Linked DNA regions of Mus musculus: region 1 is linked to region 2. The links are chromatin loops, found by intact Hi-C in ENCODE. Cell type or tissue: left cerebral cortex. All regions are shown on one strand. Links, peaks and the distances in the headings refer to the core of each region. The heading gives the core; the rest is flanking DNA.

Evidence for each region. Peaks named below come from ENCODE experiments on the same cell type or tissue, not always from the same donor. Only the 100,000 strongest peaks of a DNase experiment are listed, where the experiment ranks them.
Region 1: a loop joins it to region 2, with 4 times the contacts of the local background. A loop is called at or near these places in 10 of 42 quality-filtered maps.

Annotation. Positions count from the first base shown.
Region 1 is chr9:83,592,083-83,600,362 of GRCm38, reverse strand. It overlaps Sh3bgrl2 (SH3 domain binding glutamic acid-rich protein like 2), which reads right to left. Exons shown (of 4, transcript NM_172507.5): 3 at 5,625-5,705; 4 at 71-3,138. The coding sequence ends at 3,127. Among named protein-coding and RNA genes, the nearest start is that of Gm39384, 23 kb to the right of the region's middle. In left cerebral cortex, for the core only: no CTCF peak of the experiment used is centred there; DNase peaks (open chromatin) are centred at 2,230, 3,354 and 4,034; H3K27ac peaks cover 2,173 bases.
Region 2 is chr9:83,485,074-83,493,353 of GRCm38, reverse strand. No RefSeq gene overlaps it. Among named protein-coding and RNA genes, the nearest start is that of Lca5, 48 kb to the right of the region's middle. In left cerebral cortex, for the core only: a CTCF peak has its summit at 4,501; DNase peaks (open chromatin) are centred at 4,520 and 5,090; H3K4me3 peaks cover 796 bases.

The sequences.
Region 1 (8,280 bases), core at 1,599-5,598, 110 kb before region 2:
AGGAAGGATCCAAGCTAACTCCAGGATAAAAGTTGGAAAAGGAGAGAGAATGGGAAGAAACAACTCCAGCTTTATAATGCATGTTTTCTGGAATTTATTCCCCTTTAAAGCAGAATATAAAATCTGAGATTTCACCAATGCCTTGAGAGACAAATACAAATGAACTGAGGTAAAAACCAATTACACAGACTGAAGTAGACCCAGACACTTGGGGACTAGTCTATATAAAAGGTATTTCTAGAAAAAAAAAAACAAACCCTACAATAAAATCAAACAAACCAAACAAAACATAAAAAGCCTTTGGTACCTTTCAATAACAAAAGAAAAATATATTTAGATGGTTCAATTCACACAATATGGAAATGTAAATACTGGGTTAACTTTATAAAACAGAAAAAGAAAGCCTAAAACATATTAGCATCTAAGGACAAAATATTTCCTCTTTCTCCTCTTTGATTTTAATAAAGCCCCTGAATTTGGCAAAATATTTCCTGAACTAAACTGTCTTCTGGTTTGCAGACACTTGGCAGTATGGTGTTTCACGGTCACCTAATATTCAAATGGCACTGTCTGGGCATCAGCAGCATACTTCCTTTGTCCACAAGCAGGCAGGAAGTCGACACTATGGCCTGAAAGCTGCTGGCATTACAGCCAAGTCTGCACTTCTTTCCTAGGCTTTAGAGATGGCGGCGAGCCAATCTAAAAGCAAGCTAATTAAAGGAAATTGGAAGAACACGATTTCAGTAAGTATGTGATCCTAGCATTTGGGAGGCAGAAGCAGAAGTGAGTCCTGGGTCTCCGTAGCAAGACTGTCTCAAACAACAACAAAGAGAAAGAGGGAAAGGAAGAGAAGTCAGGCAGACAGGCAGACTGGGAATCATACAAGAGCCAGCATGCTCTACACACACTTGTCCGGGGACTGTGGTCCACTCCATACTGGGCTTCTGGACACTAAAACAAGTCACTACCTCTAATCTCATTTTTCTTGGCTGACTCCCCAGTGCTCCCTAGAAGAACCATGGCAAGGAAATGATGTGAAACTATGATAGTGATGCTAAGAACACCATCTATTCGGTGGTGTGTCTAACACAGTCATAGTAGGTATGGTATGGACAATTAAAAAGATATGTGACAAATCTTGGTAGCTTTCTTTGTCTCCTCAACACTGTAAGGTTAGTGCTCCTACCATCCAAAACATGCTAAGATTTCACTTTGCCAAACTGGTTGTTGGCACACACTGGCAAGAGTAGACTTGATGTAAGTAAACGGCTCAAGGTAACCTGGGTTGATTTCACAAGACAATTTAAAAATCACTCTATTTTAAAGAGAAATGTGTCTTGTCAGAAGACTCACAAATTCAAGCACAATATCCAGCTGGAGGTGGAAACAAAGCAAAACAAAACACAACACAACACACAAAACTCTGGAAACTCCCTGGGATTTATCAAATGGAATTTTACGTGGATCGGGCTTAACACCAACTAGCCCACTAATGCCCACAACCTGACAAGCTTTCCCTGGGAAGAAAATTGTGCATCAATCATTTGGTCCATTCATAAAGAAAGGTGTTCGCCTTTCTCCTTGTTGCAACAGGACTGCAACAAGCTCTCAGCTTCAGCATTTAAAAAAGACTGCAGAACAGCCCACCTTTAGCAAAGCTTGGGGTGCAGGTGGCAGAGAGGGCTGCTTGATGGATCTTTCAATTTCTCAAACATTTCCTTTTCAGAATCAGAGTGAAAGGCCTAGCATCGTGCAGGCTAGGTGGAGATTTCAGTCAGCCCTTTATCCTATTCAAGATTATTTCTATGTGTGAGATTAACTCTAAATATGCCAGGATACAGGAGAGTAACCTCAGTGTTTGCCAGTGTTCACCCAGAGGGAGCAGGGACTTTGCTTCTTAAGAACCATTGAGGACCATGCTCTAGACAGCCCCTTCCTGTCTGGGCTGCTCTGAAATCTCACACGTGCTCCTACATCAAGCAAGAATGTGTGTCTGTGTTATTCTGAAAAGCCTAAGACTGTCAACTGTCAGAGACAAAGGTGCGTGACATGGGAAGTGACACTAGGCAGCCATCGTGGTGTCTCTTTTTCCTTCCCAGTATGCTGGAGCTGAATGCAGAACCTGTGTGTGCTATGCAAATGTCCTCGCAGGGCTGGCGCCAACGGTTCACAAAATATATCTAACCAAGCATTTTCTTCCTCCAAAAATATAATCCCTTCACAAAATAGAACAAGCAGCTGTTACTTTGGGGAGCTGCATTTAAAAATATATGTGCATGTGTGTGTAAGCAAACTACAAGAGCTGAAAACGCCTTTGCATACTGACAGAGCAAACTCTATTAACTTACTATATGTAACCGGTGCACTTCTTAAAATATATCTCTCAAGTAGTCTTATGCATACAGTGAAACTTCCCCCTTGCAAGAGATAAAAGAGACATTTTCCAAAAACAGCAACTCTTTTCTGCCCTGTAACTTGGCTGTGATCATTTGATATTGCAATGGAGGTTTTGGAAGCACCTGGAGAAGCCTGGAGAATTTATAGGGGTGAGGGTTTCCATCACAGAACGGAGCTGAGAGCATCCAGCTCTTCCAGCAGGCGTTATTACAAAGTACCAGAGCAGTGACATTTGTGACTCTCCAACAAGAACCCTCAGAGTCAATGTCAGTCGGCACTGCTTTCTTCTTTTGGATTCAATTGACGTTACCATCCTGGCAAAATGGTTTCAAGGATGGGACGCAGGCAGCTTAGAGAGGAATGGGTTTCTGCAAGGCCAGTTTCTAATAAAACATAGGGCAGGTTCAACGTTTTCTCCCTGATGGTGTCGCCCAATTACCTGTCAGTCATTAAGGAAGTTGACCTATCACGGGGAGAGTACTTTCAGGTGAGTGAGGCAACTGCAGACGAATCAGAAAATAAGAGGATCCACCACCACAGAACTGATTGGCTCAGAGCAATCATGCAGTCCCCATTATTCCCATGTCCTCCAAAGACACCTTCTCCAGGTCAGACGAAGTTACTGATTGTGTGTGTGGCTTTGTCACAGTGATGCATCAGGTAAGCAGGCGAGTGCTGAGTACCAGGGGGTGCTCCAAACGCAACTCCATCACCTTCTACTTTTTACCTCTAAGGTTCCGCCTATTAAACACAAGAGGGGAAAGGCACGGTCATTACACTGCATCGACAAGAACGCTTGCCTTTCGCAGTGTTTTGTTTTTGAAATGTCAGGAACAGATATGAGGGAGGTTATAATGACTCACCCTGTTACTGAGAGGGCGAAGTCTCGGCTTTTAAGCCAGAGCCTCGACTTCAGTCCTACCCACCCAACCTGCAAACAAGCAAAGAAAAGCTCCATCTCTCTGCAGCCACCAAGTCTCCTTCTTTGAACACTGCTGTGCTATTAGCTCACAACAGGTGGCTGTGACCTCCCAGGAGCATGAAGAGGTACTGCTTAAGGGTGGCCCTGGATGAATGACATCATCAGAATGGCCACATCATTCATAACGCATCACCACCCCTGTTGTCCAAGTGCCACTCTGTCTGTCCCCATGACCCAATTAAACAAGTGTCACCAAGAAGCCACTGCAATTTGCTCCAATATAGCCAAAGGGTGTGCAGTGCAATCAGCAGTTATGGATTCTGAAAATCACCCCTTGTCTTAGTGACCTGGGAGCAAAAGTCTCCATACCAGCTGCTGAATCTTTAAAGAATCTGTGCCTTTGGAGAAAATGAGACCAGAGATGGTGTGTACTCAGTATCTTCTATGAGGTTTTGACACAGCCTACTGGCTTCTGCCTCTGGAAGGTAATCCTTGCCCCAGGCTTTCCCCACCACACACACTGCCCCATCCCCCAATTCTCTGAAGATAAATCTGGATTGTTTAATATATTTGGGTGGAATATTTTATATAAATACTAATTTTCCTAACAAATATTCAAATGTCTGACTGGCATAAAAATAGTCTTAAGAACCTGTAAATACTTTCTGTGTGGGTGTGCCTCTGCTAAAAACCATGTGCATAGGAACCACCCACAAGCCATCTGCGGGCTTGCTGATGTAAAACAAGGCGTGTTCTCATGGTGGAGGCTCTGCTGCAGGTGCTGCAGCGGGGCTACTATTACTGAAAGCCTCTGTCTCCTCTCACAGGGGCTTCAGATGGTACCTGTCCTAGGCAGCCTCAAAGGACCCGCTACTTCGACAAAGCTTCCAGAATGCACTGCAGGTTCGGCTGCATTAAAATAGATACTTTAGAATTCAGCCTCCACTTGAGCTATAGCCAAGCCTCAGTTACTGTGTATGTCTATGAGGATTGTAAGGCGCACTGGAAAAGTGTCAATATGGTTGGCTCTGGCTAGTGAGTTTAATATTCTATTTTACACATATTTACTTCTTTACAATTTAAAAAAATAAGCCTAACTGACTTTTCTAGTCACAAAACCAGTCTTTTTAAATGAAATAACCAAACTATTAACTTACTTGGTTTTTATTTTTAAAGTAAATCTTGTGCTTTATATGGCTATGAAAATATTCATTATTCCTAAGTCTTTGCACAAAACAGACTCAGGTTCTTCACATTTTCCAAAAGGTATGATGCGATACGAGGCTTTAAAAATACTCAGGTTGGATTAGGAAGTGTGACACCTCTTTCAGGTCTGATTTGAGATGCCTCTCAAATGTGGCTCTGCTTCCGCCATTTCATAAAGCTGCTGCCCCTTGGCCTTGTGGGGCATCCATCCCACATCCTTGCCAGGACCCCCGCATTCTCTAGTCTCTCCAGCACACAGCCCCTGCACTTCTGTGCCCCACCATGGTTCAAAGCATCTCCAGGTGAGTGGGATGCTTCAATCACGACATCTATGCAAACTGGTGTGATGCTGTGTTAAGAAATGAGGAGAGGAAAGCCCAGCCCTGGGCAAAGGCAAGGGGGATCGCTGGGAGTTCAAGGCTAGCCCAACAGACATAATAAGTTCTAAGACAGTCAGCCACAGAAAGGCACTGTCTCAAAAGAAACAACAGCAGGCTTGGTGGCGAGTGCCTTTAATTCCAGCATTCAGAAGGTAGAGGCCAGTGGATCTTGGTGAATTCCAGGTTATCCTGGTCTCAGAGAGTGCAGGACAGCCCCAGGATGACACAGAGAAACTGTTGTCTCAAAAAAATGAAAAAATAAAACAGCAACAAAAAACAAAAGAGAAATAAGGCCAGGAGAAAGCTTTTCATGATCAGTACAGATGTGATTCCCCATCTGTGACCAAACAAATCATAAACGTGAAAGGTACAGACACAGGGGTAAAACACAATGTGAATTTATAATTTAAATAAAAACTAGCTACCTATTTTGCTACCTTAAATTCCTCTTCAGAGAACAGGGCTATCAATTAAAAGTAAACTAATATTTTGATTTAAAGAAGTTAAAATTTTTGTGTGTATCCCTGCAGTCTATATTTACCCGAGAGACTGCAAGTTTAGCAGGGTAGATACATGCCTCTCACCCATTCAACCTCAGTCCCTAAGGTCTGCTCCAGCAGGATAAACTCTGAAGCGAGAGTCAGAGGGCTTACCTACCATGGGTGCTGAAGCCCGGTACAGAGGGTTAGCCTACCTCCAAATACACAAGGTTAACCTACCGTGGATGCCGGCCGTGGCTTCAGGCCTAAGAATGAAAAGACTGTGTTGCTTTCCTTCGATTCAAAAAAACTGTCATAGTCCTAGAAAAAGAAGAGAGGAAGATAAAGCCAGTGAGCACCGGCAAGCAATTACTTTTACAGTTGATGCTTTCATAAAAATCCTGCGTGGAAGAAAACAATGTACCATTGCTCGGTCAAGGCCAAGGAAGACCTACAAGCACCCACTGGATTCAGTGTGTAGTTGAAAGGGCCTGTTGTAACAAGTCTTTTCTTTCTTTCTTTTTATTTTAAAACCCAGAATTAGGACAGGATTTGGCAACAGAAATAAAGGAGCAAACACTCATTTTTCCTTGTGTGTCAAACTAGAATTTATCTGTACGTGCTCACCCTGATCTTAGATTATACCCACTAATAAGGAGAGCCACACCCCAGTGTCATGCTTGATATTTTGCTATCCAAGACTTAAGAAAGAAAGAAAGAAAGAAAGAAAGAAAGAAAGAAAGAAAGAAAGAAAGAAAGAAAGAAAGAAATCAATCACTGGTCACCCGAAAAGTCACAAGGGTCTGCAGGTGTCAGTCTTAGTGGCAGGCTTTGGCTCTGCTTTTGCAGTTTCCTGTGGACAGGCTCTGAGAAAAGAAACACAGTGGCCAAGCAGGACAGCTACAGAGCAGGGGAGTTGGGGGTGGGGAGCTGACTTCTGTCTGCAGCAATACCCTTGAACTTCATGTTCTTTGTACTCTGGACAGCATCAGCCCAGGAGGAACCTGGCCATCGCCACATGCGTCCTGGTCCCTGGGCACGACTGAGCCAATGTTATTAAGGGGCTTTTAAGAACACCTGAAATCTAAATGAGTCCACAACTTGTAGAAGTTTCGTCTTCAGAAAGCCTCATTTGATGAAAAATGTTTGGATTATCATCTTTGGTTCTGCGCACAGCCCCTATCAGTGAGTCTCATGGCCTTAGACATAGCTCTGACTCTAACCTGCAGCCATCTTGGTTTTACAGGGGCTACTCCTGCGGCCGAGGAGTTACATATCTGAAGAGACTGGCTCAATATGTCGAGCAGAAGTCTCTGGGGTCGATAGAGTTTGTCATGCCAATGGATGATACAAGGACACTGGGCACGGGCAGCATGGGAAGGTGGGAGCTGGCAGGCCACCTGGCAGCTGTTATGCTGGGTTTTATTCAGGTTTTTTTTTGTTTTTGTTTTTGGTTTTTCGAGACAGGGTTTCTCTGTGTAGCCCTGGTTGTCCTGGAACTCACTTTGTAGACCAGGCTGACCTCGAACTCAGAAATCCGCCTGCCTCTGCCTCCCGAGTGCTGGGATTAAAGGAGTGCGCCACCACGCCTGGCTCCGTTTTATTCAGTTTTATCTTAAATGCAAAGGAAGCCATGTAACAGATTTGAACAAGAAAATAAAATGATGTTACTTTCACGACAATGCTCAATAGGCATTGGAGAATGTCTCGGAAAGGGAGAGCTGAGAAAACTAGAGAGAAAGTTAGGGGGCACTTGACTTGGTAATGTAGGCCAGCCAGGATCCCAGTGGAGGTAACGGACAGGGCTGTGGGCAGGAGACGTGTCCAAAAAGTAGGAAGTGAGGGTTGTTTTTGGATGCGATGTGGAGGCGACAGGGAAGTAAGAAGTACAGCGGCTCTTGGCTTTCCCAGGATGGGGAAACTGGCGTTGAGCTGAACACGCTGTTTGAGAAACACAAGACACCTGACTGAAGCAGATGAGGGGTTGAAGGTTGCTAGTGGCACTAGACCACTACACATTTTAGTAAAAAGTTGCTGATCTTTTGTTAGATATCTTTTTGCTCAGCCTTTTACTGACATGTGAACACTGCTTCATTGATCCAGGCTCAACAGCCCTGTTCGGTGTGCATCCCCTCTGAGGACCCGAGGACAACATCCTGCAGGAGGGAGGGTGAGGCTACATCACGGCTGGATATAAGCCACTCAGTCAGTCAGTCACTGGGGAAAATGCAATCATCTGACCCTTTCTCCATGTTCTGCCTCTGCTCTTTGTACATTCTTTCCCAAGGGCATCTCTTCTACTGGAATTCGCTTCCGGCTCTGATCTCTGCTACATTCTAGATCCCTGGATCCAGTCTCCAATATGCGCCTCTCAGCAAACAGCAGCTCTCCAATGAGTACTGCAGGCCTTTTCTCTGCCCTCCACTACATGACACATCCCTTAAGCCTCCTCCATTTTCTGTTATTTGCCTTCAGCATCTTAGCTACAGTGCCTCATTATCAGCCCTTGCCTAGTCCCACCCATTTCTACCCAACGTCATATTCTGTCAAGGGACACATAGGTTTCTAAAAGCCAATTGGACCCTACCACCCTGTGGTCATACCTCTTCTTGAAGACTTCTGGTGCTCATACTGTATGCCTGAGAAAGAGCATGGCCTTGAAGGCCATGAACATCCTGACTCTGCCTAACCCCTCAGTTGGCAGTCTACCCTAAACTGACTGGTAATCACAGATTCACTCTAAGAGGCTGAGTCATGGACGATGCTGGGCAGAATGCAACCCGTCAAGTAACAAATGTGACTGGTCCTTTATGCGTCTCCAGCTTTCTTCCCTACACTGCATGCGACTGCAGTCCACTCGACTTACAGATTCCTAGGAAATAGGGAGCAGCTGGAG
Region 2 (8,280 bases), core at 2,070-6,069:
GGGAATTGGATTGAAAGAAACTTGGTGAGAATCAGAAAGTTTTACATTCCAGGAGGGTGTTAGACTATGTTCAAACATCAACAAATGACTGCTAGACAAAAATAGCTTGCAGGATAGGAGATGCTTGGAGATATCAGAAGCCCTGCATTGTTTAGAGGAGAGGCTGTCATGGTGCTTAGCTCTGTTAGTATGGAGGGCAACTACTGGGAGGACAGAAATAGAATTTTCATTCCCTTAGCTAAAAAATATAAATATTTGAGAAATCTGAAAAAAAAAATTGACAGTGTAAATGTAGGCTGAGTGAAGTGGTAGATGCTGGAGATAAATCCAAACACAGCCACAGAGTGATTGTAAATGAACATAGTCCAATTACATACAGGCACGTTGGAAATACATGTGAGAAAACCATTAACAATTCAGCTACATGGGTATTTTCTGAAACCAAGGGTCAAGTTATAATGAAATCAAAACAAAAAGACAAAACAAAACAAAGCTGTTAAATTTATATTAATAACATACAAAAGCATAGTTTTCAGTAAAAAGGCATGATTTGAAGAGTCCTCAAATGCTCAAATGATTTTTTTCTCTCTAAGAAACATATTTGATGGAGAGAGAGAGAGAGAGAGAGAGAGAGAGAGAGAGAGAGAGAGAGAGAGATCAGCATTAATCTTCCCCCTTGCTCCCAGAAAACCAAGAATAAACTGGGAAGGGGCTGGAGAGGTGGCTCAGCAGTTAAGAGCATTAGCTACTTTTGCAGGGGACCCGGGTTTGGTCCCCAGCACCCACATAGTGCCTCACAAACGTCTATAACTACAGTTCTAAGGGGTCCAAGGCTGCTTCTGGCCCCTGAGGGTATCAGGTATGGCATGTAGTGCACAGATATACATACAGAGAAAACATTCATACACCAAAAATGCAAATAAATACATCTAAAACTAGAAAAAACTGGGGAAAGAATAACTCAGAACTGGACATTATTATCATGTGACATGAAAAAGCACACCACCCTGGAAAGCTAAAGCATTCTAAATAAATATACATCTATGGCTTCCTCCTTCCTTCCCTCTCTTCCTCTTAGCTCTCCACGAAGTCATAATTTTCCCGTCTCCTACCTGACTTCAAATCTATCTTCTTAGCTTAAAAATACATTATAAAAATGATAGAATGATAAGAAAATATAATAAGCACACCTACATAATCTGCGAAATTTTAACACATCTCCCAGAAGAATGGATGGATCAGTCAGACAAGCATTAGTCAGACCATCAATGGTGTGAACAAATGGGAAAAACATGACATCTCTGCAAATGGGTATCGTGTGTTGAGGGGTCTAATCATGAGTCGGTCTTGTGTAGAGGAATGCATCTATAGTGAGTTCAGCAGTGCACCAGCTATGTCTGTCGAGAGGACATCCTTTGCCGCACATCTCCCCATCCTTGTCCTCTGGCTCTTTCATTCTTTCCACCCTCCACTGACATGTTTCCTGAGCCTCGGTGGTGAGGAGTGAGACAGTTGTCCTACTTAGGGCTGAACACTCTACTATAACAGATGTTGGTGACTTTGGCCAGATATAGATTTCTTCATTAAGCACTCCACCCTCTACAGTAAGAAACTTGCCTAATGAAGGTTTGGTACAACACTAATCTGAAGGTAAAAATGTTTTGATGACAGTTTGACACCTTGGTCATTTAACAAAACAATACTAGTAGGTTCTCCAAGAGGACCTATGCACTCCCTAGCCATAGCTTTTGATCAGACTCATAGAACCAGGAATGAATTTCTGCTTATGGAGTGGGCCTCAAGTCCAATCAAAAAGGGTTGGCTCTTTCCAGGACAGTCATGCTATTACTACATTAGAGGGCACATCTTGCCTGGCAAGTCATTATTGTAGGTCACTGAATCCTAACCATGACTAGGTAAGACTATTGGTGATGTTTTTTTTAACCTCCAGTGCCCTGCATGGCGCCCCCTGGCACTGTGAAGGCTGATGGGTGGGAAGGAAGCTTCCAGCTCAGCTCCAGTTTGATTATCCGATTCTCTTCACTGACGTGTGATAGGCGTTCAACAACCGGGTCTTAACTTCTGGTGAACAAACAAGAACAATGATATATACATACATATACATATATATATGTATATACATATATACACATTATATATATATATAAACATAGAGAGAGAGAGAGAGAGGTTTTGTGGGTGCAGGTTCCCTGTTATACATAGAAGACACTATTTCATGGACCCGACATCCTGGTCTTCTGGCCTTTTCAGTCTTTCTGCCTCTTCGGCAATGTTTCCTGAGCCTTAGATGTAGGGTTATGCTGTAGATATATCAACTGGGCTTGGGTATCCACAGTCAGTTGTTCTCTGCATTTTGACCAGTTGTGGATTTCTGTAATAGTCTCTATCTCCTATAAAAAGGTAAGAGATGGAAACTAATCTTATCTTTGGGTACAGGGATAAGTAGATGTAATATTTACCCATATAAGTACTTTCTGTGAGTGTCACTATGTCTTCATTTGGTTTCAGTTCCCTGTATTAAATGGTTCCGGCTCAGGGTCTCTTGAGCAGGAATCCAGGAGTGAGGGTATCTACCCCACAAGGGCATCTCTCTGCACTATGGACTGCTCAGCAGTCTGTGAGGCTGTGGACATCTATGCTGGGATGATGCATTTAAGGGAATAAAATAAGTCATGTAAGAGTGAGTATCACAGAAACCAACTACATTGAACTGTAGTTCCAAATCATTAAACAAATTTGAAACAGGTATACTGCAGACAGAGTAATTAAGTTAGAAAGTAGTGATTTATGTAAGCGATATTTGTCTGTGTTTGCCATACATCATGAGAAAACAATTATTTTCTCATATCAGCGTGAGGAATGACTAATGATCACTATAGGGAAAGCCAATGTGATGCTTAGACTACTGTGGTTTATTCCCTATGTTCAAAGTTGGAGGAAGTGCTGTTTCAAATAGAGGTACGTGGAGGCAGTCACAGCCCATAGAGAGAATGGGCTGAGGTGACTGAAGCAGCCACTTTAAGAGCAAACTTTGTGAAATACTCAAAATTTGTTAACTTCAATAATTGTTCTTATTTTGAAATAGGGTATATTATGTCGTCCAGGCTGGTTCTGAACTCTCTAGCTCTAATGATCCTCCTGCCTCAGCTTCCTGACTAGCTGGGACTGCAGGCATGTACTGTCACACTCAGTCACCATAATACTTTAACACAATACTTTCTAAAACCAAAGGGAAAAGTAATTTGTGGCAGAAAAGGCAAAATAACTAAATTAAAACTCTGTCTGAATGCCTTGGAGGCTAACGTCACACTGCAAGTATTCTCAAGTGCGCCGGCTTCTGTAAGACATTCTCGCTCTTCCTTCTTCCTATCGAGCACTGTTTGTGCAGAGTCATCAGAGTCTTAATCTTATGCTTACACGGGTCAATGAATATAATCAAGTTTTTAGGAGTATATATGTTTCCGTAGTATACAAATTTCTTAAAATAAAAATTATATTTAAATATATCTTATATATCTCAAAATATATCTTAAATATATATATTATATATCTTAAAATATTAAGAAATTTAAGAAATATAAATTTCTGCTGCATACGTAGCAGAAGATGGCCTACTTGGCTATCATCGGGAAGAGAGGCCCCTTGGTCTTGCAAACTTTATATGTCCCAGTACAGGGGAACGCCAGGACCAAGAAGTGGGATTGGGTGGGTAGGGGAGTGGGGGGGGGGAGGGTATGGGGGACTTTTGGGATAGCATTTGAAATGTAAATAAAGAAAATACCCAATAAAAAAGAAAGAAAGAAAGAAAAAGAAATAGAAATTTCTTAAAATGAAGTTTCAGAAATCTAAGGTATACAATGCCAAAAGCGTGGTGTCTATGGATGGCTATCTTAATTATACCTTCACCATGTCTACAGGTATCAAATTATAGCAGTCACATTATATTCCTTGAGTGTATGCAGTGTTAACTTGCCAATTCTATCCCAATATAACTGGACAAAGTTGTCTGACATTTTTTGGCAGTGGTGACTAATGAAATGTAATCGGAATGGGGAAAGACAATTTCACTTAGCGTTATTGTGTTTATGGTTAATGAATATGTTATCTTTAAATAATTCTGATTATTTCTCTTGTGAGGTGAGATATTCTATATGCTAATAAATAATTTAGTGCATGTCCCCAAAGGAAAGAGAGATGCTTAGGGGCATTTTCACCCATTCACACTGCACTGTTTAAAAAAAAAAAAAAAGAGCATCAAAGACAGACTGAAGGGAATCATGTGTCTTCATTCGCTATGACAGAGCACACTCTCCCGAGAATCATCCCTAACAAACAAAGCATTTGTTCTATAACTCCCTGTCCCCTGTGCTGGAGCAACGACAAACAGATCACTCTATAAGATGCTACGATTGCTTATGGAAATTTTGGAGGACTTGATTTATTTTCAATTTGTTCATCAATTTGTCGCCGCCTTTACTGAGGCTCCACCTAGGGCCTGTTTCTACAATTACACGCGTATTCATTAGAGTGATCTCAGCCTGTTTGATTGTAATATCCAAAGCCCTTAATCAAATAGGAGAACGCTCATGAGTGGTTTTTCTGTCCCCCTCCTCCGGTTGTTGTCTAGCATGTAAAAATTAGATTCCATCATTCCCTCCTAGGAACTGAACAGTGAGGTTGGTAAACCAGGGCGCGTTGCTTGCCGGGTGAGGATGTGGTCTTGGTTCTTTGCCTTGGATCACTGCTCTGCAGGAATGCAGCCAGGTAACCGTCGATAGAGGTGGTCCCAGCTCAGAGGGCAGTAAAGTGCAGACATCAGTCACATCCTGTGTACCCCAGGGAACCCTGGGAGAGGCTTAATCACGGACCAGAGAAAGATTAAAGATCCAGCCCACAGAATTTGGCTCCTAACTTTGGGTGTCTTCCTCTTACATTTTGATTACGTGGGTTTCTGGCCTTTCCTCCTTGTTCAGTCGGTGATGTGATTTTGTACATTCGGTCTCTCCAGCCGTGAGTAAGGCAGAATGCTTTGAACTGAGCTAGCACCCCAGAGTGTTTTGACTCGCACCTGCCATCTGTCTGCTTAGTCACCGAGCAGCCCTCCTTCTCTAAGTGATGATCTGCACTGGATGTGGGAATTGGCAGTAACAGTTGTTGTGTTAGGAGATTTCTGGATTCCCTGTCTTCTTTATTCTTGTCATGATAGCAGTATGGCACATTAATGTTTCAGATATTCATTTGGCTTTTTCTTGGAAATACCATATGTTCCTAAAGATACTTAATGTGGGAAGAGTGGGGGTAAAGGAAGAGAAGGGAGTATTTTTTTTAATGCTACTCTGAAATTGTACACACGTAGGGCATTAGCAGGCAACACGAAGGAGAGTGGAATTCTCCCAATTAACTCACAATGTCAGCCTTAACTCACAATGTCAGCCTTCAATTTCTGCAGGCAGATCCCAGCCTTCTGCATTCCCTGTTGACAGCTAACTCTGTGCAATCTGGGTTAAATTCTGTATAAATGAAGATAGAAATGTAAAGAGCAGGTTTCTTCATACATATGGTTGCTGGAACCACTGTCCTTCAATCGACTAGGGCAGGTCAGCACCTAAAGGTAAACAGGTCCACCGTTGAATCGAGATGTAAGCTGGAAATGTGGTTGTTCAGCTTAGCATCTATGACACATAATGATGGCAAACTTAATTTTGACTATGTCAACAGAATTCACACACACACACACACACACACACACACACACACACGCACCCTCATGCAGCATTGGTAAAAATTAAAAAAAACCTGGTTGTGTCTATTTTTGGGGATAAGAACAAAAAGTCTCATCATAAACAAAGCACAATAAAATTCTTACTATAATAAAATGAAATGAAAATAAATACATTTAAAAGTAGAACCTCTATCATATCGCTGACATCCTCTTTTGTATACCTGACCTAGTATCTCCATTTGTCTCCTATTCTGCTTTCTCTATCCCCAGTAATCACTGTCTTCAATTATGTGTGAGGATTTAACTCGGTTTTACACGTATTTACTTATTTTGGAAGCACTCATCTGCCATGGTGCACACGTGGCGGTCAGAGGACAGTTTGCAGGATTCCGTTCTCTCCTTTCTCCATGCAGGTTTATCAGACAGAACTCAGGTTGTCAGTTGTGACAGCAAGTGCCCCTACTGGCTGAGCCACCTCACTTGGGGTAGGACTCTTTATTTTTTATTGTTTTTCTATCTCCCTAATCCCTAAGTAAATACATTTGTGGGTTTTGTCTATGGTCATACTACCCTGCTCTCGTGGGATCTCAGAAGCTAAGCGGGTCTTGTTAGTACTTGGAAGAGAGGTGTTTATGGATATTTGGATGTTTTTGTATTTTATAGATGTAGAAATGAAGTTTATGCAATTTTTATTACTTTGTTATTCATCTGGGTTATGTGTCAGACATTCGTTCATGAGTACACATGAGCATTCAGCATTCTACATCTGTGTGTTAGGTGTGTTGCACAATCACACATGTGAGTGTGCAGGCGGACACGTCCACATGTATACATGCCGAGGCTGGAGGACAACGTCAGGTATTTCCCTTTATTACCCTCTCTCAACCTTAGTCTCTTGAGACAGTCTTTTACAGAGTCCTGAAATTTGATGGACTAGCCAACCTGTTTCCACCTGTGTCCTTCCCCCATGCTGAAGTTACAGGTGCTTGCAGCCATGTCAGGTTCTTTTTTTTTTTTTTTTTTTTTTTGTGGGTGCTGAGGATTTGAACTCAGGTCCTCATGCTTACACAGCAAGCACTCTTATCCACTAAGCCACATCTCCAGTAATGTGCAAATGCAACACAACTCCTGTAGGCAGCCTCATGTCAATGGTTCTTTGTGTTGGTTCCAGATTTTATTGTTAAAAGCAGTGCTGTGATGACTATTTTAGTATCTGCTTCCTGCTGAAGGTATGTAAGGGTTTCTGTCATCTGTATGTGTATATCTTGAAGTGGAACCACTGGGTATTAGATGGGTGCATCGTTGGATTTTAGAACTCAGGATTCTGAGTTCTGGACAAGGGTGCAGAATTACACTAGCAGCCTCCTCCCTGGAGTCTTGGGCTTTTGGCTTTAGACTCAAAATCATATCATCAGCTTCCTTGGTTTGGAGGTCTTCGGAGCGGCACTGAGCCAATCTGCTAGCATCCAAGGACTCCAGCTGACAGACAGCCTGCCAGGGGACTTCCCAGCCTCCCTGACCATGTGAGTCAATTCCACTAATAAACCTCATTTATGTATGATAAGTAGCCTATGATTTAACAACAACATAATCTTATGGGGCCACCATTAGATGCACCCATTATACAGTGCTTGGCTGTACATCTCTCATATTGATCTGTAAGGGCCCATGGTTCACCAAAGAATGATACCCTGGACTCAAATAATATGTAAAAGCAAAGAGTGTTTTGTTCTGCAGAGGTCCAGCATGCTGGGGTCTTTCATTCTAAGATGGAGAAACAAGTAAGTGAGCTGGCAGACATTAGGAGAATTTCAGGGTAAGTGACATTTATCTTGCTCCATTTCTAGGGACATTCCAGAACCATTAGCAGGGCATAGGGGCTGGAAACTGTTACTGGGGTAAGGGATAGGGGTCTGGAAACTTTTGCTGACCCATTGCCCTTGCTTCAGACCAGGTGGCAGGGCAGCTTCTGACAGTAGGGTAGTTTCTGAGTAGCTGCCTGAAGCCTGGGATTTTTTTTTCTAGTAACTGACTTGTCTGAGCTTGCCTGGACTTGCCCAGTTCTTAGTCCTAGTCTCCTGAACTGCCAATTTGAAGCCTGTAATGGAGTCAGCCTAGCCTTCTCAGATCTATTTCTCTGTCTCTGGTTTTTGTTTCACTGGTGTATGTAATCTCATGCTAGTTCCACATTAGTGAACATTTAAATATTACTGGAATTATGGTAGACAACTTTCATGCTAATCGCATGGTTTTTCCCCCCATTGGTGTGGTGATGATTCTTTGTCCTCATGGGGCACTCGTGGACATTTTTTCTTTTGCATGAATGCTATTATTAGTTTATCAGATTCCACAAAAATAATTTAGCAATGATTTTCTGCAGATTCTTTCAATACCATTTTTTCTGTAACCATAAGCTGAATTTATACAAATATGTGCTACAGTATTTTAAAGGAGTATTGGGGAAGAAATAAATCATGTGACATCAAAGTTACAAAAATTCATTTAGTAAGTTCTTATTTTGTCTAAGAAATGAGAAC